Linked DNA regions of Mus musculus: all the other regions are linked to region 5. The links are chromatin loops, found by intact Hi-C in ENCODE. Cell type or tissue: heart. All regions are shown on one strand.

The links. Peaks named below come from ENCODE experiments on the same cell type or tissue, not always from the same donor. Only the 100,000 strongest peaks of a DNase experiment are listed, where the experiment ranks them.
Region 1: a loop joins it to region 5, with 3 times the contacts of the local background. A loop is called at or near these places in 4 of 42 quality-filtered maps.
Region 2: a loop joins it to region 5, with 2.8 times the contacts of the local background. A loop is called at or near these places in 11 of 42 quality-filtered maps.
Region 3: a loop joins it to region 5, with 3 times the contacts of the local background. A loop is called at or near these places in 11 of 42 quality-filtered maps.
Region 4: it touches region 5 in a loop (6-fold over the local background); 22 of 42 quality-filtered maps call a loop at or near these places.

Annotation. Positions count from the first base shown.
Region 1 is chr8:35,459,916-35,464,915 of GRCm38, forward strand. No RefSeq gene overlaps it. Among named protein-coding and RNA genes, the nearest start is that of Gm34853, 26 kb to the left of the region's middle. In heart, a CTCF peak has its summit at 2,398; no DNase peak of the experiment used is centred here.
Region 2 is chr8:34,201,099-34,206,098 of GRCm38, forward strand. No RefSeq gene overlaps it. Among named protein-coding and RNA genes, the nearest start is that of Gm29243, 13 kb to the right of the region's middle. In heart, a CTCF peak has its summit at 3,039 (motif pointing right); no DNase peak of the experiment used is centred here.
Region 3 is chr8:34,212,734-34,217,733 of GRCm38, forward strand. It overlaps Gm29243 (predicted gene 29243), which reads left to right and starts at 4,097. Exons shown (of 4, transcript NR_166073.1): 1 at 4,097-4,223. In heart, a CTCF peak has its summit at 2,672 (motif pointing right); DNase peaks (open chromatin) are centred at 3,148, 3,458 and 4,048; H3K4me3 peaks cover 1,186 bases; H3K27ac peaks cover 1,364 bases.
Region 4 is chr8:34,177,960-34,182,959 of GRCm38, forward strand. No RefSeq gene overlaps it. Among named protein-coding and RNA genes, the nearest start is that of Gm33638, 7.3 kb to the left of the region's middle. In heart, a CTCF peak has its summit at 2,119 (motif pointing right); no DNase peak of the experiment used is centred here; H3K27me3 peaks cover 754 bases.
Region 5 is chr8:34,482,564-34,487,563 of GRCm38, forward strand. It overlaps Gm46038 (a long non-coding RNA gene), which reads left to right. Exons shown (of 3, transcript XR_001778545.1): 3 at 4,916-5,000. Among named protein-coding and RNA genes, the nearest start is that of Gm40489, 3.9 kb to the right of the region's middle. In heart, a CTCF peak has its summit at 2,557 (motif pointing right); no DNase peak of the experiment used is centred here; H3K27ac peaks cover 418 bases.

The sequences.
Region 1 (5,000 bases), 980 kb after region 5:
CCCCATAAAATTCTTAGAACAATGACTAAATCAGTACCTTTGGACCATCAAAACTATATTCTGGTGGTTTATTTTCATTGTCACATGGAACACTTTTCTAGACTATCAAAATTTCCATGATGAACTGAATAAAATCTACACACATAACATTTCTGAATCATACTATAAAACATTTACCCCCACTACAAATACCGGTTTACTTATTACTCTCACAACATTATTACCATCTACTAGCAGAAAACAAATGAGGCCAGCTGCCAGGTCAGCTTGCTTCTTCTGGTGTCACACAGCATTCATTTACGTCCTGATTCTTCCAAACATCTCAGTTCAACACATACTTTTACGGAAAGAAAAGGGCCCATCTACTTGCGTATACATGACAATTTCATCCAAAGCACTGACTCGTTACAGCTTAGAGAAGCAAAACACTGAATCTTATCTGGTAAATCTACCCAGGTTTAATCCTCATTGCTTTGTATAACTTCTTTAAAAAGATTAAAACTTTACATGGATGAGTGTTTTGTCTGCATGTATATATGTGTCCATACCCTGTGCTTGGAACCTTAGAAGGTCAGAAAAGGGCATTGAGTACCCTGGACCTGGAGTAATCTATAGTTGTGAACCTCATGTAAACCCTGAGACTCAAAACCAGGTCCTCTGCAGAAGTACTCTTAGCTCCTGCTCCTTTGAATCACCTTTGTATGACAATCTATATTGCTTGATGGTTTTCAGGTCTTTAGAATTCACAAGTCACCTTTTCTGGCAAGAATCAGACTGATTTGGTTGAGTTAATGATAGGTATTTCCTTTGATCTTGTTATATGATGGGTATTTGTCATACATAATATCAGTACTATATAGTATTGAAAAATAATTTGAAGCCCTAAGAATCAGTAGGTCCAATTAATATGCACTTAAGCATTGGTACAACTGTTTGGGTTTGTATTCTCAGATATATAATGCTACATAACAAATACTTCTAACAGTCATATAACCTACAGCTAATTGTTTTCAACGAGACCAAGAAGCTAGCCATGATTAGCTGATGACTTTTTAAAACCCAAGTTTTGTAGGTAGATCACAATGTAATCTTTGGCATGGGATTTAAGAAACTGAATAAACCAGTCTTTAGAGCTACTTCCATTCCGCCTCCTTTATGTAGGGGCTACACTCACACTTCTATGGACACAAGCTTTAATAAGTAGTCATAGACTATCAGGTGCTCGTTCATGGATATCGCTTAGTGGTAGAATGCTTGACTGTAGTTACACACGAGACCCTGAGTCCAGTCCCCAGAATCACCCCAAAAAGGATTATTCCACATTTTACATTACCTTAACATCAAAAACTTTTAAGTACCTCTGTGGCTTTCAAGCACAGAAGTATGCAGTGAAATACAAGGACAGGATCAACTGACCCAATGGGAAGGGCTCCTGGCCTCCAGCCCGGCCACCATCAGACACAGGAGCTGAGCCCTAGTGACAGCCACAGTACAGAGACTCCTTGGGACTTCCCAAGGGGAGGGAATGGTCCACTTCTGTTTCACTGCTTTTACCCCTTGTAGGACAGCATAATGTGAAACTTTTCCTTCATTTGCACCAATATGATACTACATTCACATCAATCTTTTGAGCCCAACATGGGCATTTTAGTGGTTTTACTGTATTAGAAGATCTTGAAAGGACAGCTGAAATAACTTGTAATTGAAGAAAAAAGATGAAATACTTTAAAAATCTTTTTTCATTTGGGGGCTTATGCGTACATCTGTGCAAATGAATACAGTTGTCCATGAAAGTCAGAAGTGGTGTCAGATCCCTTAAGGTAGATTATGGTCATTTTACATTGTAAAATGGTTGCTACCCTTAACCACTAAGCCATTTCTCCAGCCCCTCTCCATTTATTTTCTATATGGATATGTTATTAACTTCTATAGCATTTAGAGTGTATCTCCCATAAACAATGATGACTATTTTAAAATGTATCTATACTAAGGCAAATAGTCTATCTACTGACAACAACAAACCAGGGAAACTTAATGTGCAATGGAACCAGGTGTGGCGGCTTACACGGTTAATCCCATCACTACCAAGAGACAGAGGCAGGTGGATTTCCAGAAAGTCCAAGGCTATTCTGATCTACATAGCAAGTTCCAGGCCAGTCAGGACTGCATAGTGAGATCCTGTCTCAAATCAAACCAAAATAAAAATGTGCAGTGGAATTAGCTTCCTTCTAAATTTTCAAAAAGTATTTATGTAAATAAAAAGTTGAAGAATTACTGCTTTAAAACAGTAGGCAATGAATGACCTTTTCAAGGTCAAAATACTTGGAGAGTTGTTCAAATTAGCAGCGCAGAGACAGACTAGGCATGGATTTAGCATTTGCTTGCTTCTTCTGTCACCTAGAGAGAAAGCCAAGTATTGACAGGATTAAACATTTCTGACGTTGAGAGTCATAGGAACAAGAACATGGAACCTAGCCAGGTAGCCATTCTTTCTTCAGATTAATTAGGATATAAGCCACCAACATTTCCAGGAATATATTTCACCATGCCTGTTTTCAAGGATACATTGTATGTTAGAGTCTGAGGACACAATATGCAAGAACCTACATGGACGAAATCGTGAACATGAAACTTGGCGGCACCAATGGTGCAGAAAATACACCAGAAGACATTTCCAAAGTCAGGGTAGGCCCCTAAGGCTAGGCTCAAAGCCAGTTCTTAAAAGCAAAGCAAGGGGCTGGAGAGATGGCTCATTGGTTAAGAGTACTGTCTGTTCTTCCAGAGGTCCTGAGTTCAATCCCCAGTAACCACATGGTGGCTCACAACCATCTGTAATGGGTTCCGATGCCCTCTTCTGGTGTGTCTGAAGATAGCTTCAGTGTATTTATATTCATAAAATAAATATGTAAGTCTTTAGTAAAGAAAAAGCCAAAGCAAGAGACCAAGCTTGATGGACTACTTTCTGGGGACAAAAGTAGGAGTGTGTCAGGATTAGTCCAGGGCAGATAGCTGCTTTCAAACCTAGAAAACATAAGAAAGAAGACTGGAGGGTCTAAATGCCAGAGGCTTGACTTTTATCTTGTGAAAAATGTAAGCTCCGGGACAGTGCGAGCAACACTTTAGACAACTGTATGAAAGGAACCGGTAGGGACAGTGTCTCCTAGTTAGCTTCATCTGTCGGCTTATCCCAACCCAGTTATGAGGGATTACCAATGGGGAAAATGCCTCAACAGACTGGCCTGTAGGCATCTGAGGCACTGCCTCCATTGGTAACTGATGTAAGAGGGTGCAGCCCACTGTGGGCAATGCTACCATTAGGCAGCTTTCCTCAAGCTCCATGCCTCTGCTTTAGTTCCTGCACTGCCTCCTAAGATAAATACCTCCCCCACTGGCTTTGGCAGTGGTATTTATCACAGCAACATTGAAATCAAACCAGAACACAGCACTGGTTTGAACAAATAGCCCATAGCTCATGTCTTGGAAACATCACAAATGCCTATGTTGATGGCACTGAGAGGTAGAGCCTTTGAGAGGTAACTGAGGTCTCATGAGGTAAAAAGGATGGGTCCTCATGACAAAATTAGTAGCTTTATGGATAGAGAGATGGAAGCTAGTGTGCTCTTACATTTTCTTGCTACCATTTTCTCTACATCATTGTTGACACAGCAAGAAGGCCCTTACCAAATGTACTACTTAGGCACTGGCCTTTCCAGCCTTCAAAACATGGAGAAGTTAACCTGTTCTCCATGGAGGCCCGGTGTGTGGCTGTGTCAACATCATAGAAGGGACTAAGATAGTGAGACAAAGGCCAATTAAACTTAGAGGTGGTTGAGGATGTGCTATGCTAAGGATGTATCCTAGAGAAGGCAAGTAAAACCAGAAGTCCTGATAGTAAGTATTTCAGGACTAAAGTGAAGTGGTCTCACTGTCAAAGATAAATCAATGAAGAAAATAAACCCAAGTTCAAAAGAGTAGTGATTAAGCATGCAAGAACAGCCCTTAGCTCAGGACAGCAACATTGCATAGCAAGCTTACAGACTTACCTTGTTCTCTTGATCAATCAGGAAAGGACTTGTATCGAAATTGTTATTAATCATATTGCACGAGGGACAAAGAGTGGAGCAGAGACTGAAGGAAAGGCCATCCAGAGACTTCCCCACCTGGGGATCCATCCCATATGCAGACACCAAACTCAGACACTGTTGCTGATACCAATAAGTGCTTGCTGACAGGAACCTGGTACAGCTGTCCCGAGAGGCTCTGCCAGAGCCTAACAAATACAGTTTACTATTGAACTGAGCATGGGGACCCCAGTGGAGGAGTTATGGGAAGGACTGAAGGGGTTTGCAACCCCATAGGAAGGACAACAATATCAACCAACCAGAACCCCCCTTCCCCCGCGCAGAGCTCCCAAGGACTAAACCACCAACCAAGGAGTACCCAACCATGGAGGGACCCATGGCTCCAGCTGCATATGTAGCAGAGGATGGCCTTATCTGGCATCAATGGGAGGGGAAACCCTTGGTCCTGTGGAGGATTGATGCCCTAGCAGAGGGGAATTCTAGGGCAGTGAGGCAGGAGTGGGTGGGTGAGCATTCTCATAGAAGCAGGGGGAGGGGAGTGGGACAGGGGATTTGCAGAGGGGAAACAGGGAAGGGGATAACATTTGAAATGTAAATACAATAACCAATAAAAATAAATTAAATAAATAAAAACAGCAGCTTACTTGTAATTCTAGTTCCAGTGAATCTAATGGGTCTTTCTGGCATCTGAGGGCACTCCAAAGCAATCTTTTAGAAAAGAAATGTATTTGACTAGAACGTAAGCAGACACCTTCCCCCAACAATACTGCATATAGCTTTTCCCACAGCATTTACCTGGGTGTTTAGAAGATGAAGTATCTAGAGATGACTTCAAGTATAAGAAAAGTGCAGACCCTATGGCACTGACAGCAGGCTGTGGAGTCCTGGCAACTAGGTATTCACAGGGATGACGGTTCC
Region 2 (5,000 bases), 280 kb before region 5:
AAACCTATATTGATTTTTACCCCCTCCTGAGGTAGAATGAGGGAAGAATATTGTCCTGCAGTCAGGCCTCTGGTTTGACTAGTTGTGATCAATGGGCAGTGTGTGAAATCAATTTGAGTCACTTCTGGATATTTAGCTGCCAGGGTGGAATACCCTGTTGCTAAGATGTCTAGACACAGACTTGCTGGGCTGAGTCTCAGTCTGCATCTTTAACTATTTGGTGTTCAGCTTTATTCTCCAAAATGGGTGCAGTAATTCTTTTCTTTCACCAATGTGATATAATGGTACTATTTGTCCACATCACTGACAAATTAAAACTTAAACATTTTTGTTTTTGTTTTGTTTTGATTTTTTTTTTGAGATACGGTTTCACTATGTAGCTGTCTTGGAGCTCACTCTGTAGCCCAGGCTGGCCTCAAACACACAGAGATACACCTGCCTCTGCCTCTGCCTCTCAAGCGCTGGGATCCAAGATGCGTGCTACCACCACCTTGCTAGTATTTTACAATAAAGTAGTTGTAAAATACTGCTCACCTGTTTTGGGAGTGAGCATAATTTTGCATTTCTGTGACTAGTTGTGAAATTGGCAAGTCAATTGTAGTTATTGGCTTTTTGGGCTCTAACTTCTAGAAATAGTTTGGTTTCTGTCAGGATAACACTTTGGTTGTTGATTTTCTACAGCTCAGTAATTAATTGTTCATGTTCAGAATACTGCTTTCAGAAAACAACACCAGAAAAGCTACATTTCCCGACTCCCTTGCAGCTAGGATGTACCAAATAAATCTAGCTTCTTTCAATCACACTGTGTCCTTATAACATTTAATTTGTAAGTGAGCAACATGGGCAGCATCCTTAGAGTGAGGGTCAGTGGCTGTAGCAAATAGTTCTTATCCTCTTAACACACAGGTGCAAGCAATATACATTTGTCTGTAATTCATGTCAGAATCTGATGTGAGATGTCCTGATGGGTCACTGTTCCATATGCTCACTTTGGGACTTAGACATTCTTCTTTTAAACTGAAATCTGTAGTTCTGTTTTATTGTAGATCCTCAGAGATAATGGAAAGAATCAAGAAAGGGACACTTGTAGAACATTGATAATGAGCCTTTCTCTCGCAGGAAGGAAAGTACTTTTCTTCTAGCATTTTTGTGCTGCCTGGATCAGAAATGTTTCACTAGCTGCAAGGGAGTCTGGATCAGTGCCATTCCTGCCTGTAGGCTACAAGTACCGGCTGCTGTGTCAGCTGTTTCACTTCTCCATTGCACCTAGACCAGGCTGTCATCAATTACTTCTGATAATGGGCTGTTTTCTCTTCTGTTGGTTTGTCCTTTGGTCCTGCATGTCTAACCTTTGAGATTGGGCCTGGAGAAGAATATCTTTGCTGGCATAGACACTACTGTCTGAGTAGCAGCCTGCATGTTCCGCTTATATTAAGAGCAAGCTCAGACTCACATTAGCATAAAAGTAAGCCTTCAGCAAATCCATTTTACAAGTTTCAAGCCCAACAACATCTCTTCCTAAACTAGACCAGAATGAAGCAAATATTTGTAATTCTTATGCAGTTGAGGTAGGACATTTTTGTTGATTCTTTGACTAAACAGCAGCCTATTTGAAATGTTATTGTTGCCACCAATGATAATGGCGTGGTACTGACAATGGAGCACAAACTTAAGAAAAAATGTTGTCATTGCACTTCTGTGTAAGGGGCTCAGACAGACAGCAGGAATCCCATCTTTGCTTCTGGGGCACAAACAAAGCATCAGGGATCATGGCTGTGGCTGTCACAAGTGGAATGCTTGCCTGGGATGCTTTGAGACCCAGGCTTAATCCCCAGCATTGCATAGACTAGGCATAGCAGTATGTACCTGTAGTCCTAGGGTTTTGCAGGCTGAGGCAGGAGGATTAGAAGGTCAAAGTTCTCCTTAGTTACTGTGGTGGTTTGAATAGGTATGGGCCCCCCCCCATTGACTCATGTGTGTGAATGATTGACCCACAGGGAGGGGCACTATTAGGAGGTATGGCCTTGTTGGAGTAGGTGTGACTTTGTTGGAGGAAGTGTGTCATTATGGGGGTGAGCTTGGAGTTCTCCTATGCTCTAGTTACGTTCAATGTGGCAGTCTCCTGCTGCATGCAGATTAAGATTTAGAACTTTCAGCTTCTTCTCCAGCACCATGTCTACCTGCACACTGACACGCTTCCTGCCATGATGATAATGGACTAAATCTCTGAAATGTAAGTCAGTCCTATTGAAATGCTTTCCTTTTTAAGAGTTGCCATGATCATGGTATCTCTTCATAGCAATAAAACCCAAACTAAGACAGCTACATAGACTGGGTTACATGAAACTGTATACCAAAAAGAAAAACAAAGACAAAACCATGGGACTGGCGCTGCATATTCCTGGGTTCAAGAAAAAGCAAAGGTGGAAGGTTCAGGACAGAATAATTGTAACTTGTAGTTGAAGCTCTTCAGAATCAATTCTTCACTTTTTGGTTCATATTTGATCTAAATCTTACCAAGAGGTGAACAACCTCATATTGACTGCACTTTCCTATTTCATCCCAAGGAAGTTGTTTAATTTTGTTGAATTTCAATTTATTCATAAGTATCCTCCCAGTCACTGCTTTTGCAATGTGGTTCCCTCCTTCCCTTACAGATTTTCACAGATTCTCCTTTTCCTCTTCCTCCTCCTCCTCCTTCTTCTCCTTCCTCAGCTGTATTTATTTATTTTATGTATATGAGTACACTGTAGCTGTACAGATGGTTGAGAGCCATCATGTGGTTGCTGGGAATTGAACTCAGGACCTCTGCTCACTCCGGCCCAAAGATTTATTTATTATAAATTATTAATACACTGTAGCTGTCTTGAGACACACCAGAAGAGGGCGTCAGATCTCATTACGGATGGTTGTGAGCCACCATGTGGTTGCTGGGATTTGAACTCAGGCCCTTCAGAAGAGCAGCCATGCTCTTAACCGCTGAGTCATCACCCCAGCCCCACAGATTCTTCTTATTCTTGGCTGCTTTCATTGTTCTCCACCAGATGGCTCCAGTCTGCCTGTGAAAACCCACATCCACAGCTTCCTTCCTATGGAGCGGGGACTGCGATGGCTGATTCCTTCTCTCGGTGCAAACGGATGGATTCCTTTCTGCACCACTTTAAACAAAGCCATTTCACATGTTTGGAAACATCTTCTTTCTCCTGTGTTCTTTGGTGTGCTCCTTTCATTTAACTAGACACCCACACACAAACAGTCCAGTTGTTTATTCACTTATTTTATGGTGGTACTATATTCCCTGATATGGGCTGTAGCCAGGCTTGGTGTCCCCAAAGATGGCCACTGGTGTAGTGAGAAGCAGGGTGCAGACATACAGAGCTGTTTCTTAGATAAAGACATTCTTTATCCTCATGGGGAACTGCTGTGAAAGCCAGTGACCCATGTTGTTGCACTGTCTTGGAGAATTCTGCATATCATGCTGAAACTGTAAGTGAAGGAAATATCAAGCCAAGTTTGAATCTTTAGTTTGGAAATCATTAAGTACAAACTGGCTTTATGATTTGGTTCAATTCAACCCATAGTCTTCACCATGCCATCGAAACCATCTTCATAGTATAAACATATCTGTGTATGTGGATATACCTAGTGATTAGCTATTGACTTGCATTGTCTTCAGCTGTGGACTCAACTTGAAATACTCAAGGGTGTGTTCCCATGTTCCCTCCAGGAGATGGGCTGTTCTTGAAGAATGAGATCCACTGGTGGTGGTGTTTGCTGTTAGAAGAATGTCTGGTGGGCTGGAGAGACGACTCCGTGGTTAAGAGCACTGACTGCTCTTCAGAGGTTCTGAGTTCCATTTTGCAGCAACCACATGGTGGCTCACAACCATCTGTAATGGGATCTGACGCCCTCTTCTGGTGTGTCTGAAGACAGTGACAGTGTACTCACATATGTAAAATAAATACATCTTGAAAAGAAGGACTATTTGACAATGTTATAATCTGACTATGAAATGTTCCCCGAAGGCTCCTTGTTGAACACTTGATCCCCTGGTAGGGGCACTATGTGGGGGAAGTCATGGAATCTACTAAGTGGAGCCCTTGTGGAAGAAGTAGGCTGTGGAGAGCCGTGCAGCGAGCAATCGCCATTATAAGATGGCGCTGGCCTCCGCTGTGCCTAACTAGTAAACAAGCCTTGTACGCAGGTGCGAGAGTGAACTCACTCCTAGTCACTCCCATTCTCGGGGTGTAATAGTGGGGTGATGGGCGAGCAACGAATCAGGAGCTGTCACGCCATATCAGGTGCTGAAACGTCACGCTATGGGTTATAAAAGCTGCACCATTTTCCCGGTTCAGGGTCTTCCTGAAGAAGTAAGCAATAAAGCTTTTGCCACGGAAGATTCCGGTTTGTTGCGTCTTTCTTGCCGGTCGAGTGGGACACAATAGTAGGCCAGTTGGGGTTTTGTCTCTGAAGGATGCTCCAGGTCCCCAGACCCTATCCCTATGCTTCCTGCCAACCATGACGTGACGAGATCTTCCTCCATACACTCTGCAGCCATGATGTTTGTCTCTTTTCGGGCCTTGAGTAATGCAGCCAGCTGACTACGGATTAGAACTTCTGAATCAGGAACTCAAACAAACCCTTTTCTGAGATGTTTCTCTGTGGTATTTATTCACAGTAATGAAAATCTCACTGACATGGGTCACATGAGCAAAGAGAGTGTCTGGAGACGGGACAAAAAGGTACTCATCCAGTAGATTTCCCATCATCATGGGGTGCTGTACTGGCTGGTTTTGTGTCAACTTGACACAGCTGGAGTTATCACAGAGAAAGGAGCTTCAGTTGGGGAAATGCCTCCATGAGATACAACTGTAAGGCATTTTCTCAATTAGTGATCAAGGGGGAAAGGCCCCTTGTGGGTGGGACTATCTCTGGGCTGGTAGTCTTGGTTCTATAAGAGAGCAGGCTGAGCAAGCCAGGGGGAGCAAGCCAGTAAATAA
Region 3 (5,000 bases), 270 kb before region 5:
CATGACCAAGGCAACTCTCATAAGGACAACATTTAATTGGGGCTGGTTCACGGGGTCAGAGGTTCAGTCCAGTATCAAGGTGGGAACATGGCAGCATCTAGGCAGGTATGGTGCAGAAGGAGCTTAGAGGTCTACATCTTCATCTGAAGGTTGTTAGGAGAATACTGACTTCTAGACAGCTAGGATGAGGGTCTTAAAGCCCATACCCACAGTGACACACCTTCTCCAAGGCCACACCGCCAAATAGTGCCACTCCCTGGGCCAAGGATATTCAAACCACTACGGTATGGGAGCCTTCCATAAATTTCTCTAAATCTTGCTCATCTAAATCTTGAGGCTTCCAGTTCCTCACTGTCATCTGTTGCACCCATCCCATTGCTCTGAGAGATGGCCAGAGGCAGGAATATTACTCCTATCTAGGAAGATCTAGGTTAAAGAAGCCAGAACATTTCAAGGGTATGTAACAGTGGTAGAAACAGAAAGAGGCCTGTGTGTGACTCGTAAGTTGCTTAAGCTTATGGGGAAACTCACTCAGTTTCTGCCAAGGAAGCCTTTGTATGTCATTGGAAGGAGGTGGTGGGAGCTATGTAAGATGGAGCCTGGTAGGAAGACATTTGCTTCTTCTTTCTGTCTTTATGTGCTTCCTAGACATCACAATGCTATACTTTTCTGCTGTGATGCTTTGCCTTAAGCTTCTCCTTGAGTTGTTCCAGGTCAGAACAATGGGAGAGCAAGTAACATTTATTTGCCTCCATTCCCTCCTGGGGTCATCTCCATCTTCTGGGACTCAACTCCTCAGGTCCAAATTTCTTCCTCCTGCCTTGTTCCACCTTACAAGTTGAATCTTCATTCCTTAGCTAGTGGTACTATTTTGAAAGACTGTAGAACTGGTAGGAGGTGAGGGTGTAGCTGATAGAACAAGCTCACGAAGGGGCTCTTGCCGATATGAACTGTACTGCTCCGTGATACGTTCTACGTCATGATGGCTTGAGCCCTCTGAAGCTGTGAGCCAAGATAGATCCTTCCTTCTGTAAGTGTCTCAGTCAGATATTGGCAGAGCAATGCAAGAGTGATCTGCCCATTAGCAAGCTGCTCTGTAGACAGCCACTTTGTTCTGGCTACTCTGCCTCTGCTTGTGAGAACACTTCTGGGAAACTGGATAAGTTGCTGAGACTGGAAGAGCATCCCCTGGTCATGAATACAAAGAATAAACAAAGCAGAGGCCTATGAAATTCCATCTCTCTGAAATCACACACACACACACACACACACACACACACACACACACACACAGAGTGTGCATATATGTATTCTGTATATATGCCAGTGGTGTGTGTGTAGGTCAAAGGACAACTTGTGGGAATTGGATTTTCCTTCTACCATGAGGCTCAAACTCAGGCCTCCAGGCTTGACTGCAAGAGCTTTTATGCACCAAGCCGTCTCACAGGCCCAATTCCAGCTTTCTTACCCCCAAGGTCCATTACCATAGAAAGTTCTGAAGTCCAGGAAGTTTACAAAAACCAAGAACAAACCATAAGCTTCAACAATATGGAACATATTAAATTGATTTTTGAACTTTTTGGTTAAGAGGATGCGCACACAGTTCTGGTGGTGGCTATTAGCTTTGTCCTCTGATTTATTCACAACTTTTTACTCATCTGATGCTCCTATGATTCATCTACCATTCATATAATCCATGGTGCTTCTGAAAATTTTCCTGTTATTGTACACTTACTGTGCTTTATTCTTAACTAATAGCATCCTTGGCATTGGAAATACAAGCTTTGAAATGATCATATGGAACTCCACTTGGCATCTCAGAGCCACTTAGTTACTTAGCTTGGCTTTGGAAGGGCCTTACAGACAGGAAAGCTTTGTTCCAGCTTAGATATGTATTAACAAGCAATTTGAGACAAAACAGAGCAGCTACAAAAACATAGATAACAAAAAAGACGTACCCCCAAACCCTAATCAAGCCCCCACTGGAACGCAGCTGTCATTACAACATCTTCCAAACTAGTTGGGTTTTGCACGTGTCCACACAGTAGACTCTGTACTGTCAGACTTGAAAGCTACTTCTTGATATTTAAATATATGATTATGTTACTTTTCAGTTACAATGATGCCAGCAGAGTACAAAGCCTCCCCGCCTCCCCTGCCCACACCTCTGCCAGTGGGGTCTCACCTATACACCAGGCTGGCCTTGAACTCTTCAACTTCCAACCACAGCCTCGATGTTTTCTACAACTTCAGTGCCATCGAAACTAGTTTAATGATGTAAGATGTAGTTCTATTCCATGGCTAAACCCAGATACTAACTGCTGTTGGGGAGTGTATAAGTGACTGAATCTTCCTTTAAAAAACCATATTCATTCCAGAGCTCCCGACCCCCGACTTCCCTGCCAAGACAGGCTTTCTTTATGTAGCCTCAGTTGTCCTGGAACTTGCTCTGTAGATCAGGCTGGCCTCGAACTGCCTCTGCCTCCCGAGTGCTGCGATTAAAAGCATGCACTATACTTTCTAGCCCCGGTACTTTCAAAGGGACTTGTGAAGCTTAGGTCAATGAAGCAAAAACTGCAGCTGCTCCGGAGAGGCAACCTTCGGTATAATCACATAGATCCTCCCATTATTTTTATTGGGCTTGTGGGCTGTAGCCAGAGTTCAGGCTTCAACTGAACACTAGAGGGTACTCCTGGCTGCAGAATAGTTTTGCCCTTTCTTTTCTTTTTTCTTTTTTTCTCCCCCTTTTTCCCTAGCATTGTCTCAGGGAAACTGAAGGCCGCACCAGTACGTGTGGCTTAATGAAAGTCGCTTTCCTGAGTCCCTGGCAGGATGCTCCCGGAGGCTCTGAAATGCAAAGAGATGCTGATGGATACCCAGCTGGAGAGAGACTCCTGCCTTTCCCTTTGCTTCTGGGAATGCACTACACTGCTCCGGTGTTTTCAAGAACGTACATAGCAAAGGTGCATCCATTGGAGGATATGCTGAAATAAAAACAAACGAAACCCCAGGCAGCCCTCCGAGCAGAATCTGGGCGGTACACCCTCTAGGGTTGCTCAGCTCCAGCCCTTGATATTTGGTGATCTTTGCATCAGTTTGGATTGTAATGGGGGCTAGCTCCTGAGGGAACCAATTGAAGCTTGGCATGGCAAGCAGGAATAAACACAGAGGCTCTCCCTGGGGTAGGGATGGAAAGAGAAAGAGCCGGAAACTTCCCGGGTGCCCCTGGAGCCAGGACTGACCATCCTACAGGAAGCAAGGAAGCCACGTGGCTCTTTTCAAAAAAAAAAAAAAAAAAAAAACCACAACCCGATTAGAGCAATGTTTGTCCTCAATCTAGGTAGCCTGCTTCTCAGAGGAGCTCAGAAGTCGTGATCTCATTAGCCCTGAAGGCAGCTCTGTGAAGAGAGCTCTCTTGGTGACACCTTGTTTCCTGACAGGAAACCAAATCCCCCAAAAGCGAAGGCGGGGAGGCAGAGCCACGCGTGGTCTTATGTAACAAGCTGACTGTGTGGCGTCCTTACCAGGCTGTCTGTGGCTTCAGAGAGGCTCTGAGCGCCACATGCTTTAACCCCTATGGCCTCCAAAGTCTAAAACCTTTTTTCAATGCTGTCTGCCAATTTCTCTGGGTTCTATTCTCAAACACAACAAGGGCAGCTCCTTTATAAAAATCTCACCGAAGCTGGTATATCACCCTTTCCTCGACAAGCCACGGTCTGAAGTAAACTTCCTGCCTGCGTCTTTCAACAGCAGGAAATAGGGTTCTTTTTAACAGAAAAAGATTTCAAAGAATGCTAGAAATCTAGCAGTTGATGTGAACTTTGGTTTGGGCAAAAATAGGACGATTACACTGAAAAACTTTACAAGCAAAAGTTATTAGAGACCATTAGACGTAAACTTGCAACTATCCAAAGCAAGTATTTCTAATATATGCACAGAGAAATGTCTAGATGTTTGGTAATCTTAATGAAACTGACACCCATAGACTCATAGGGAGGGGCACTATGAGGAGGCGTGGCCTTGTCGGAAGAGGCGTGGCCTTGTCGGAGGAAGTGTGTCACAAGGAGTGGACTTGAGGTTTCAGAGGCTAAAGCCCAGTGTTGTGCTCTCTTCCTGCTGCCTGAGGATCTGGATGAGAACTCTCAGCCACCTCTCCAGCACCGTGCCTGCCTGCTTGCCACCATGCTTCTCACCATGATGACAATGGACTAAAACTCTGAACTGTAAGCCAGTCGCCAATGAAATGTTTTCCCTTGTAAGAGTTGCCATGGTCATGGTGTCTCTATGTAGCAACAGAAATCCTTAATAACTTAAGCAGTAACCTTAGGAAGTTCATGGTGTTTGTCTGGAGGATAGAGGAAATCCATTTTTATTTTCCTCTCCATCTTTCTTTAACATTTTCTTTTTACAATAAGTGAAATAGGAGTTTTGATAACAGAGAAAAAGAGCTTTATTAATTTCTTACCTTTCCTGTGTCCTTACATTGGCCAGCTCCTTAGCAAGTCCATGTCATCTTCTGCCTCCACATCTTTACCAATATGTGAGTCATTCTGAGTCATGAGTGATCAACTGCTGCTATGTTTTAGTGCCCCTGCCCCCAAAGTGTAGGTATCAGAGGAGATCTTGAATAAGTAAAGCCCAGAGTGAAGGTTTATTTTGACATGGGCACGGCTTGTTAGGGACTCCAAGCCCAATTGGCCTGTGGGGAATTGGTAAAGCTGATGGCCCAGACTCAGGAGGAACCGCAAAGCTCTCCTTGAGAGTCCGAGTATGAGTGTGCAGAGACTAGCAATGGTGGCTTCCTGCTCCTGCATATTTATCGCTTGTTATTGCTGCCTACAGAGATCTACTGCTGGGTCCGGCTAACCCCTCCTCCTGGTGCATATAATAAACATGAGGTTCTGGGTAGGAGCAGTTAGAAAACCTAACCTGGTCTCAGCTTCAGTATATGTGTGTGCACGCCTGTGTGTGTGTTTGTGTGCACACGCGCATGCGTGAGT
Region 4 (5,000 bases), 300 kb before region 5:
CCTCCTCCTCCTCCTCCTCCTCCTTCTTCTTCTTCTCCTTCATCCTGTTCTTCTTCTTCTTACCATAAGTGGTCTTCTCACTAGTTCACACACTGTTGAGCTGTATTAAAAACTGAATTTTCTGTGACCTTACATAGTTTAGTGATTTTAAGTATTATATACATATTCCATAAGAAGTAAAAGTAATACAAGTTTTTTTCCCCTGTAGAAAATTCAAATAATTCAGAAGAATATCAAAGGAGAGGAAAACTTGGTGTGTCCCACTCCCTCCATTGCATCTTCCCCTTCAGCTCTGGGGACGGCCTCTCTACTTAGAAGCAAGAGGTTTCTTTGGTTAGAACTCATGCCTTCCAAACAGTTTTCATAGCAAATTTGTCTATGTCTTTCACATCATCATAGCATAATTCTAATCTGTGTATACCTTTATTGAGAGATGCTGTCTATATTTTTTATTTCTCCAATTTTTAGCAATGTAGATAGATTTTGGACACATGTTTATGCCATGGCCACTCCAGACAACGGTGTCAGATGAGTGCAGTTTTTGTTTGTTTTTGTTTTTTTCGAGACAGGGTTGCTCTGTATAGCCCTGGCTGTCCTGGAACTCATGCTATAGATCAGGCTGGCCATGAACTCAGAAATCCACCTGCCTATGTCTCCCAAATGCTGGAATTTAAGGCACGTGCCATCACTGCCTGGCCAGATGAGTGCAGTTTATATCTTCAGTGTATGTGCTGCTTGGGTTTGTAGAATATTGAGATCCATGCCGAAATGTGGACTCAGGACGTGACTGTCGGAAGACCTGCCACCTGGACACAGTCTTCCAACTTTCTGCATGGGTGGGTAACTGAGTCACGATGAAGTCCATCTTTGTCTCAGTAAGACAGCCTCCATGCTCTTCAGGGAATAAATCTAGGGTGAATAGGCAGCCATTGCTTTGGGGGGAGCCCATAACAGGGCTTTAATAAGTGGCTTCAGGAACACCCTTGCTTACAGTCTGTAGAGATCAAAGGTTGCCCAAGAGGGAGGAAGGGGGTTCTCTAGGATATCCAACAGGCTAACAGAAGGAAATGCACCTACGTTTCTCAGAAACCGTTTGGGTTCACGAATGCTGCCTTTGGGATGTTGAGGCACCTTTTACAAGAGGAAGGGGAGGATGGTGTCATGGTTAGGGTTACATCACCAAAAGCAACTCAGCGGAGAAAGGGCTTATTTAGTGTATACTTCCGCAGCACCGTTTATCATTGGAAGAAGCTAGGACCGGAGCTCAAGCAGGGCAGGAACCGGGAGGCAGGAGCTGATGCAGAGCAGGGCAGCACACATGGTGCTGGAACGGTAGCTGAAGGCTAGATCCTGGATTGTAGACTGAGAAAGAGGGAGAGAGGGAAGGAGGGAAGAAGGGAGAGAGAGAGAGAGAGAGAGAGAGAGAGAGAGAGAGAGAGAGAGAGAGAATGTGTGTGTGCAGTTTGTGTGACTGTGAGTCTGTGTGTGTGCTTGTTATGAACACAGGAGAGATTTAGGTTGTTGATATCACTGCTAATAACTGTCTGTCTGTCTGTCTTCCTTTTTTTTTTCTTTCTTGATGTTGCTGGGACCTGAACCCAGGGTCTTGCCTGTGGCAAGCATTTGTTTCAGTACTGAGTCACACACACACATACATTCAGACTTCACTACTCGCTTTTATAGCTATAGTGATTGTCATACATTAATCAATGGGTAGGGCAGTGCCTGGTTTCCATGTTATACAGTTGTTCATAATATCACCTATCGAAAATTGGAGTGCTAGAGAGATGGCTCAGCGGTTAAGGGCACTTTCTGTTCTTGCAGAAGACCCAGGTTCAGTTCCCAACACCTATATGGTGTCTTACAACAATCTGCAACTCCAGTTTCAGGAGATCCAATAACATCTTCTGACTCCTGTGGGCATCAGACATGCATATGGTACACAGTCATGCATGCAAGTAAAACACTCATACACATAAAAGAAAAATAATATGTCTTAAGAAGAAAAAGTTGTGATAAAGCAACTCATGGTAGAAAGAAAACCCACATTTGAAAACGTGTATTTCTTTGAGGCATTGGCTATCCTGGTTTCTAAGCTCATGTTTTTCTTGTGCCACTAGAGGGCAGCAATGGTCCATTTTGCAAAGTAGTACTTCCTACTGCAGGACAGTGTAATCCCTTTAACTACATTTATTTATTTCTATCTTAAACTGTTAATGTACATCAGGTTATGCTGTTGTAGACTTTCTAGGTAGATAATTTTTTTGCAGACTGTTATGAGCGATAAGTTATTTCTTCTAAAGTTACTTTTTATACAAAAAGTTCTCTGACATGGTAATAGGGGTAACATCTGCTATAAATGATGTGTGTTTGTGGTGTGTGCCCGCTTTCTTTAGGCCACATGTTGACACTGAGAGCTATCGTCAATCGATTTCCACTTTAATTTTTGAGGCAGGTTCTCTTACTGAATCTGGGACTTAAGTATTTGGCTAGGTAAGCTGGCCAGTAAAGTCCAGGGCTCCTCCTGCCTTTGCCTCCCCAGCACTGGGACTGAAGGTGGGTACACTTGCGTTTGACTTTTATGCAGGTCTGGGGATCTAGACTTAAGTTCTTTCTTTCTCTCTCTCTCTTTCTTTCTTTCTTTCTTTCTTTCTTTCTTCCTTTCTTAAGATTTATTTATTTATTATATGTAAATACACTGTAGCTGTCTTCAGATGCACCAGAAGACAGCATTAGATCCTATTATGGATGATTGTGAGCCACCATGTGGTTCCTGGGATTTGAACTCAGGACCTTCAGAAGAGCAGTCAGTGCTCTTAACCACTGAGCCATCTTTCCAGCCCCCTAGACTCAGGTTTTCATGCTGTGAGATAAACACTTTATTGACTGAGCCATCTCCCTAATCCCTAGTTTTACACTTTCAGTCATATGGGATCTGACTCTTTCCCAAATATCAAAATATATGTGTATTTGGAGTCTTTCTCAACTCTTCTGTTACTGTCTAAGCTGTCCCCGGTCACTTCAGTCCTGTGTCCTCTGACAGACAACTTGCATGAGTTAGGTCAGGTCATGCTACGCTGCAGCACAAGCCTTCCCATGTCTCCCCAGCTTGGTCACCAGGTGGCTCACACTAAGTGCTCAGTGCTAAATGGGGCATCAATCACTTCTCCAAAGCTCATGGAACCTCAGGAAGAAGGGGCAGAAAGTCTGTCTGAGCCAGAGGATGGGGAGGAGGGATGTGAAACGCTGCTGTAGGGGTGCACACAGCTATTGTACTTTTGAACTCATGATAACTATGGTTACGGGGACATGATCAAGTCAACAAGACCAGCCAGCATCCTGGCAGGCAGCACTTATAGCACTCAATGGTTGTGAAGGGGGATAGGCACACATTGAGAGGGCGTGGGGTGTGTGGGAGAGACTCTGCCGGTTCCTGGAGGAAGTGGGGGGGGGGATAGGGGGTATTTGTGGGGAGGAGGTGTGTAGACTCCTAGGAGGAGTGGATAGGGGGGTGTTATGGGACATATGATAAAGATGCATTGTTTACATGCAGAAGGTTGTGAAAGGATGAAAAAAAATCATGTTCTATTAGAAATTACAACTCTCTATTTACGCCTTAGGTCTTTCTCACCTTATTGGAGTTTTCTCATAACACTACATCTTTATATTGTATTATTCACTGGCATGTAAGATGTGCAAGGCCAGGGTGTTTTATTTTGTTTTTGTCTGTATTGTTCTGTATTCACATCACTCAAATGATTCTTGTCTCACGGTCCGCATTCAGTAAATACATCCTAAATGAATGAGTGGCCAACTAACCACATATCATTTTCCTTTTCCACAACAGCTGACTGCATATTCTGTTTAGGTAGACAAGAGGACGATGTGGATTGCAGATAGGACTTCTGTGGTTCTTCAAAAACCATAAACAGATTGCTAATATTGCTTAGTGTATTGTCATTAGAATTGGAATTATACATACAATGGTAAACCACTGGTTTTCAATGTGTGATATTATGTTCCCTGCAGAGGCAGCAGACCTCTACATTTTGGGTGGACAGAATCAGTTTTGGATGCTGAGACTAATGTCATACATACACAAGAAATATGAAAACCTGTTTTATGACCACAGTGGGGTCTCTAGTGAGACCTGAGACTAGATAGACCGGACCTAGGGGAAAACCAAATCCTTTTGTTCTATTAATGAAACAGCAATATAGTGACTCCTAAGGCAGTCTGCTATATTTGTTGATGTATATTATAAAGCCAAGGATATGTTTTATACAGTGTGGTATGGTGTGGTGGTGGGGGCATCTCTCTCCCGAGGAACCAGCCATATGATGGGTCTAGATAAAATAGAGTTTATTTGGGGAGCATAGGAAGGAGAGTTGAGGAGGGAGTAGAGGTAGACAAAGAGAAGGGACAAGGAAGGAGAGAGAGAGAGAGAGAGAGAGAGAGAGAGAGAGAGAGAGAGAGAGAGAGAGGGAGGAGGGGGAGAGGGAGAGGGAGAGAGAGAGGAACATGTGGAGGAGGGGGGAAGGGGAGAGAGAGAGAAAGGGTCAGAGAGTCAGAGAGCAAAGAAAGGCCAAGCAGCCCTTTTTATAGCAAGCCCGGCCTACCTAGCTGTTGCTAGGTAATTGTTGGGTGGAGCCTAGAAGGAATGCTGACATTCTTCCATTTTGGTTTAGTTAAAAAATGAGAAACTAGGAAGAGGTTGATGGTGAAGCAGGAATAGGGTCATTGTGATCTTTTGCTACTTCCTGCTAACTTTGGGGTGACGTGTCTCTGGAACACCTAAGAAAATGGAGATGGGGATGTTGGTCCAGTCTTAGAAGAGTTGGCTGTTTCCTTGCTGTCCAGGGTCTGTGGGACCATCTGTGGGTAGGGAGGAGCAGGTCCAGTAGAAACATCTGTGTCTCTGAGAGTAGGTTGAGCATCTGTGGGTTGCTTCTCTGGAGCTGTCCTGGATGTAGATGTTGAGTAAGTGCCTGGACTTGGCA
Region 5 (5,000 bases):
TTTGCACTCTGTTATGCTTACAGACAGGAGCCTAGCATAACTGTCTTCTGAGAGGCTCCACCCAGCAGCTGGCCAAAACAGATGCAGAGACCCAGAGCCAAACATTAGATGGAGCTCAGAGAGTCTTGTGGAAGAGTTGTGGGAAGGATTGAAGGATCCAAGGGGGACAGGAACTCCACAGGAAGACCAACAGAGTCAACTAACCTAGACCCTTGGGCTCCCAGAGACTGACCTACCAACCAAAGAGCAAACATGGGCTGGACGTAGGTCCCCCAAATATATGTAGCAAATGTACAGCTTGGTCTTCAAGTGGGTCCCACCCAACAACTTGGAGTTGGGGGCTTATCTGTTACCTTATTCTGTTGCCTGCATGTGGATCTCATTCCGCTAGTTGAGCTGCCTCATTTGGCCTCAGTGAGAGAGGATGTGCCTAGTCCTGAAGTGACTTGATGAGACAGGGTGGGTTGGTACCCATTGGAGGCTTACCCCTTCTCAGAGAAGGGGAAGGAAAGGGCTGTGTGAGGGGGAGTGGGAGGAGAGAGGGGGCTGCAATTAGGATGTAAAATAAATAAATAAATAAATTAAAGGGAATAAAAGAGAACCTGTTCCCTTCTTTTCCACTGGGGGTTGGGGTTTGGGGAGACTCATTCTGTGGCCAAAGGTAGAATTTGAACATACAATTCTGGACCATATTCAAGGATGTAAAGCTGGAAGAAGCAACCGTAGTGTGTACCAGGTGAGTGTGGAGCCTCTTCTTAAAGGGCCCTCGGGGCAGGCTGCCTGTGAAGGAAGCAGAGCACAGATGTTGGAATCCTCCCTAAAACACAGCTTGGCTTCCTTCGAGCCTTCTAATTAGAGATGGCAGCCTTCCCACCCTCTGCAGTCAGTCTCACTTCTCACACAGACCCTTGACTTGGGTGTTCTCCTTCCCAGTCATCAGCTGGGGCAGCCCTCAGACAATGAGCAGTTTTCATAGTGATCCTAAGATGACATTCATATAGAGGTAAGTCCATAGACAGAGGCAGCTTAGGCGAGAATAGTAAGGAGTCTGTCTAGGATGCCCTCTTTTTCTTCCTTTACACCTTTGATGCCCTGCGATTAATGAATTTATACTGGGATGAATGAATCTGCTAGAATGAAGAGAGGGTCTATTTTTAGTTCCAACTGAGATGAATAAGTAAGAGTCACATGGATCACTACATTAAGAAAGACAAAAAGAGCTGCCCATGAACTCTGTCATTGATTATTAATGCCTGCCAGGGAAATGTATTTACCATCTTCTCTACTTGTCATGAGTTATTAGGGGCAGAAATTGTGCCTTATTTAGTGTCGGATACTAGGGCAAAGGAAGCTGAGGTGTCCCAAACTCTGGGCACCGTGTGCTGCTACTAAAGAACTTTGAAGAACAAACCTGTAAGCACAGATTGCAGCCTTGTACTACAGAAGGGCAGGGGGGGATGGATAAGTGTCCAGGGATTTTGCAAGCAAGTTGATTTACTGTTGGCACCTTGAATTTGAATATAACTTACACTACAGAAGGTTCTGCCCACATTCAGAATCAAATATTAGACAATAACCAGAATGACACTGAATGTGTACCTGCTCCTGGGTCCTCTGTGCCCAGGTAGGCGCTGTGCACAGCAGTGTCTGAGGACCACAGCACTTGGTGGAGAGGTGAGAGGATCTCTTGAGGTTATTAGCCAGTCAGCTCAGCTGAAGCAGTGAACCCCAGGTTCTGTGGAAAGCCCTGTCTCAAAAGATAAAGTAGAGAGCAATAGAAGAAGCCGTCTGATGTTGACCGTTGACCTCTGCACACACATGCACACATGTAGCACACACACACACACACACACTGGCAGAGAGGGGGAAGAAGGGAGGGAGAGAGAGAGAGAGATTGAGATCAAGCGCAAGCAAGAAGAAGTATGGTCTTGCCTGTCGCCTGGCCTGGCTTGCTTTCTATTGCTGTGATAAAAACCACACCCAAGGGCAACTTGGGAAGGAAAAGGTTAACTGCACCTTACATTTTACTCTCTATTCCTGAGAAAACCCAGGGCAGGAAACTTTAGGCAGGAACTGAGGCCATGGGGGCAATGCCACTTACTGGCTTTCTGTCTCATGGCTTGCTTAGCCTGTGCTCTTATACAACCCAGGACCACCTGCTGGGCCTTCCCATATCATTCATGAATCAGGAGAATACACGGCACACTTGCCTACAGGCAAGCTGAAGGGAGCGTATTCCCAGATGAGGTTCCTCTTCCCAAATAACTCTCACTTGTGTCAAGTTGACAAGCTAACTAGGACATGATCCATTTTACTTTGTCTAGGCCTATTCTCAACCACCATCTTTTTCTTAATCCTTTCCCCCACATGGTCGGTACCCTTCATGGAAACACAACATCCACCTTCTTTTTGTTATTCCTAATAAAGCATCTATCTTGTGATAGACCCTTAAGCCATGCATGTCTTTGGGAAGAGAATTATAGAAGTCTCCCAAATGAGAGTCCTAGTTAATAGGTTGTAACGCTGGGGCCTGCTGGCTACCACTGGATTGGATTTACCTCCACTAGGGGGCACTCTTCTCCTTAAATGTCAAAAACTCCAGTTTAACTAGAACTATATACTGCAGTGGTAACAATAGAAATATGGATTTCCCTTTAGAAATAGCTGCTACTGAGCAGAGCTTTGGAAAGGAAATAGATCATGAAGGCTATAGCATCTGCGAAGAAAACATTTGGCTATCGCAGCACATTTACTCACTACTGTGGACATACCAGTTGACAGTGTCTCCTGTGGGTTGTGCTACCGTGAAGCCCTAGGTATTGTCTAAATTTTGTTTTAAATTCAATTTGGAGTCGTGCGATCCAATTCAACCATGGGACTAGCTTCTTTAGGATCAATCCCAGAAAGATGGCAGTCAATGGTCCCAAGCCTTTGTTATGCAAGCAATGCTGGGCTGTGAAACAGATTGTCCAGCTCACAGGGCTAAGAGGGAAGAGAGTCAATCCTTGCATATGTAGCTTCCTTTTCAAATATCACACACACACACACACACACACACACACACACACACACACACACACTCACACACACACTCTCCCGTGCTCACATCAGAGGTCAGCCTCGCCTACCGATGTGTATCTGACTGCTGGCAGGCTAGCTGGCCTTAGAGCTCCCAGAGATTTCTCCTGTCTCCACCACCCATGCCACCACAGCAGCACTGAGATTCCAGATGCGTGCTACCGAGTCTGCTTTAGGTTTGTTTGATAGAGCAAATGCTATCCAGTGAATCACTTCTCTAGTTCCTACCATAATTAAAACAAAACAAACAAACAAACAAACAAACAAAAAAAACCCCAACATCTTCAGATACTGCATTTGAAGCGAATGATGTTCACCGGGCCTTTGAAACTTGCACCGTCATGACTAGGTGATGATGGAGGAGTCAGAAAGAGGTACTGTCTCACCTGCCAGAGACTGTAGACATCCTAGATTTCAACACTTCAAGGCCAAGTTACTCCTCCATGTCTTTACTTCCCTTTCTTGAAGAATTAGCTCATGCCTGACTTAAAAATAGCATGGCGCCAGCTATCCTATAAGCGTTACCTTATTCTCAGTCACCGCCCCCTTCCTCCCGGCGGTATTATCCCCATCCCCATTTTACAGAAAGGGAACCCGAGAGCCCTGTCAGGAACCTCTGTCAGGGATTTCCCTGAGATTGTACAGCTGATATAGGACTGGTTTGGAGAGGGCCTGAAGCTCTCTGGTTTTGAGACACAGAACAGGGTCTTTATTGATCAATATGCACCGAGAGCCTTCTGTGGACCACAGAGGCCTTGCTGGCTCCAAAGGTTGAGTTTTCATTTCAAGCCACGGAGAAGGTCTGAGGAGAAAACGGTGAAGGAAAAATAACACATTTGAGAAGTAGCACGCTGTGAGAGGGAACATGAAGGCCAGTCCCTTCTTACCCACACACTGCGAGGCATTTGAAGCAGGTTGTTTTGAAATCTCTCTAAGCTTGTTTCCTGAAGTAAAAAACAAACCCTAAACGTTGAGATGAGCCCCAACCCAAGGGTGCTCACGTGCTTCACCCTAGAGCCACAAGCCCTGAAACTGCCAGTCTTTTTCTCTGCTGGGGCAGGGTCACTTGTTCCCCGGGCCTGTGTCAGCATCTCTTTTCCCATCTGAGTTTCTGGTCATTCATTTCCCTTCCTCGTGCTCTTCAATGCTGAAGCCCTTTCCTGTTACCACCCAGAGGGTGAATGGAGGCAGAGCGGAGAGAGGCTCTAATGGAGCTTTCTGAACCGCTGTCTGTGGCATGCTCAGTGTCCGTGTCTTCCATAGGGGCGCCTCAGTGTGGGAACGCAATTCAGAACCAGCCAGTATAATCAGTAGAGACAATGGAGAGTGCCACCCACATCACAGCGAGTCGCTGAATGTATACCGCGGTTGCTATCAACCTTTCAATCAAAGCAAAACAATGTCTTTCTAGACAGAAGAGAGGACCCTCTCTAAATCAGATGGCAAAGGGGTTTGTGCCAGCCTAGTGGAAGCCCTTCAGGTTCCAGCGCTGGGTCCCTTCCCAGCAGAAGTGCATTGTTAGAGATGAACAATTGTGTGCATAAAGAGAAGGTCCCATCTTGGTGTTTGGAGGGGGTGGGAGCAGGGCACTAAAAAGACTCATTTGAACCAGGAGAGTGTGGAAATCATTTTTGTTCAGCGGCGCTGCAATTCCCGCTTTTCCCTTTTTGTTGGAAAGGCTGAAGTAAAACGCCTGGCTTAACCCACTCTACCCCCAACCACAACAGAATAGCTGTTTAACAGGGAGCACCTCTCAATTGCTTACACACACACACACACACACACACACACACACACTCCTTCACTATCTAACATCTCAATCACTAAAAATCAACAGGAAACATTTCAAGACCTCAATGGACAGCGGAACGACACGGGAAAAAGGAATGAGCCATAAAGGAGAGAACACAAAGGGCAAAGAA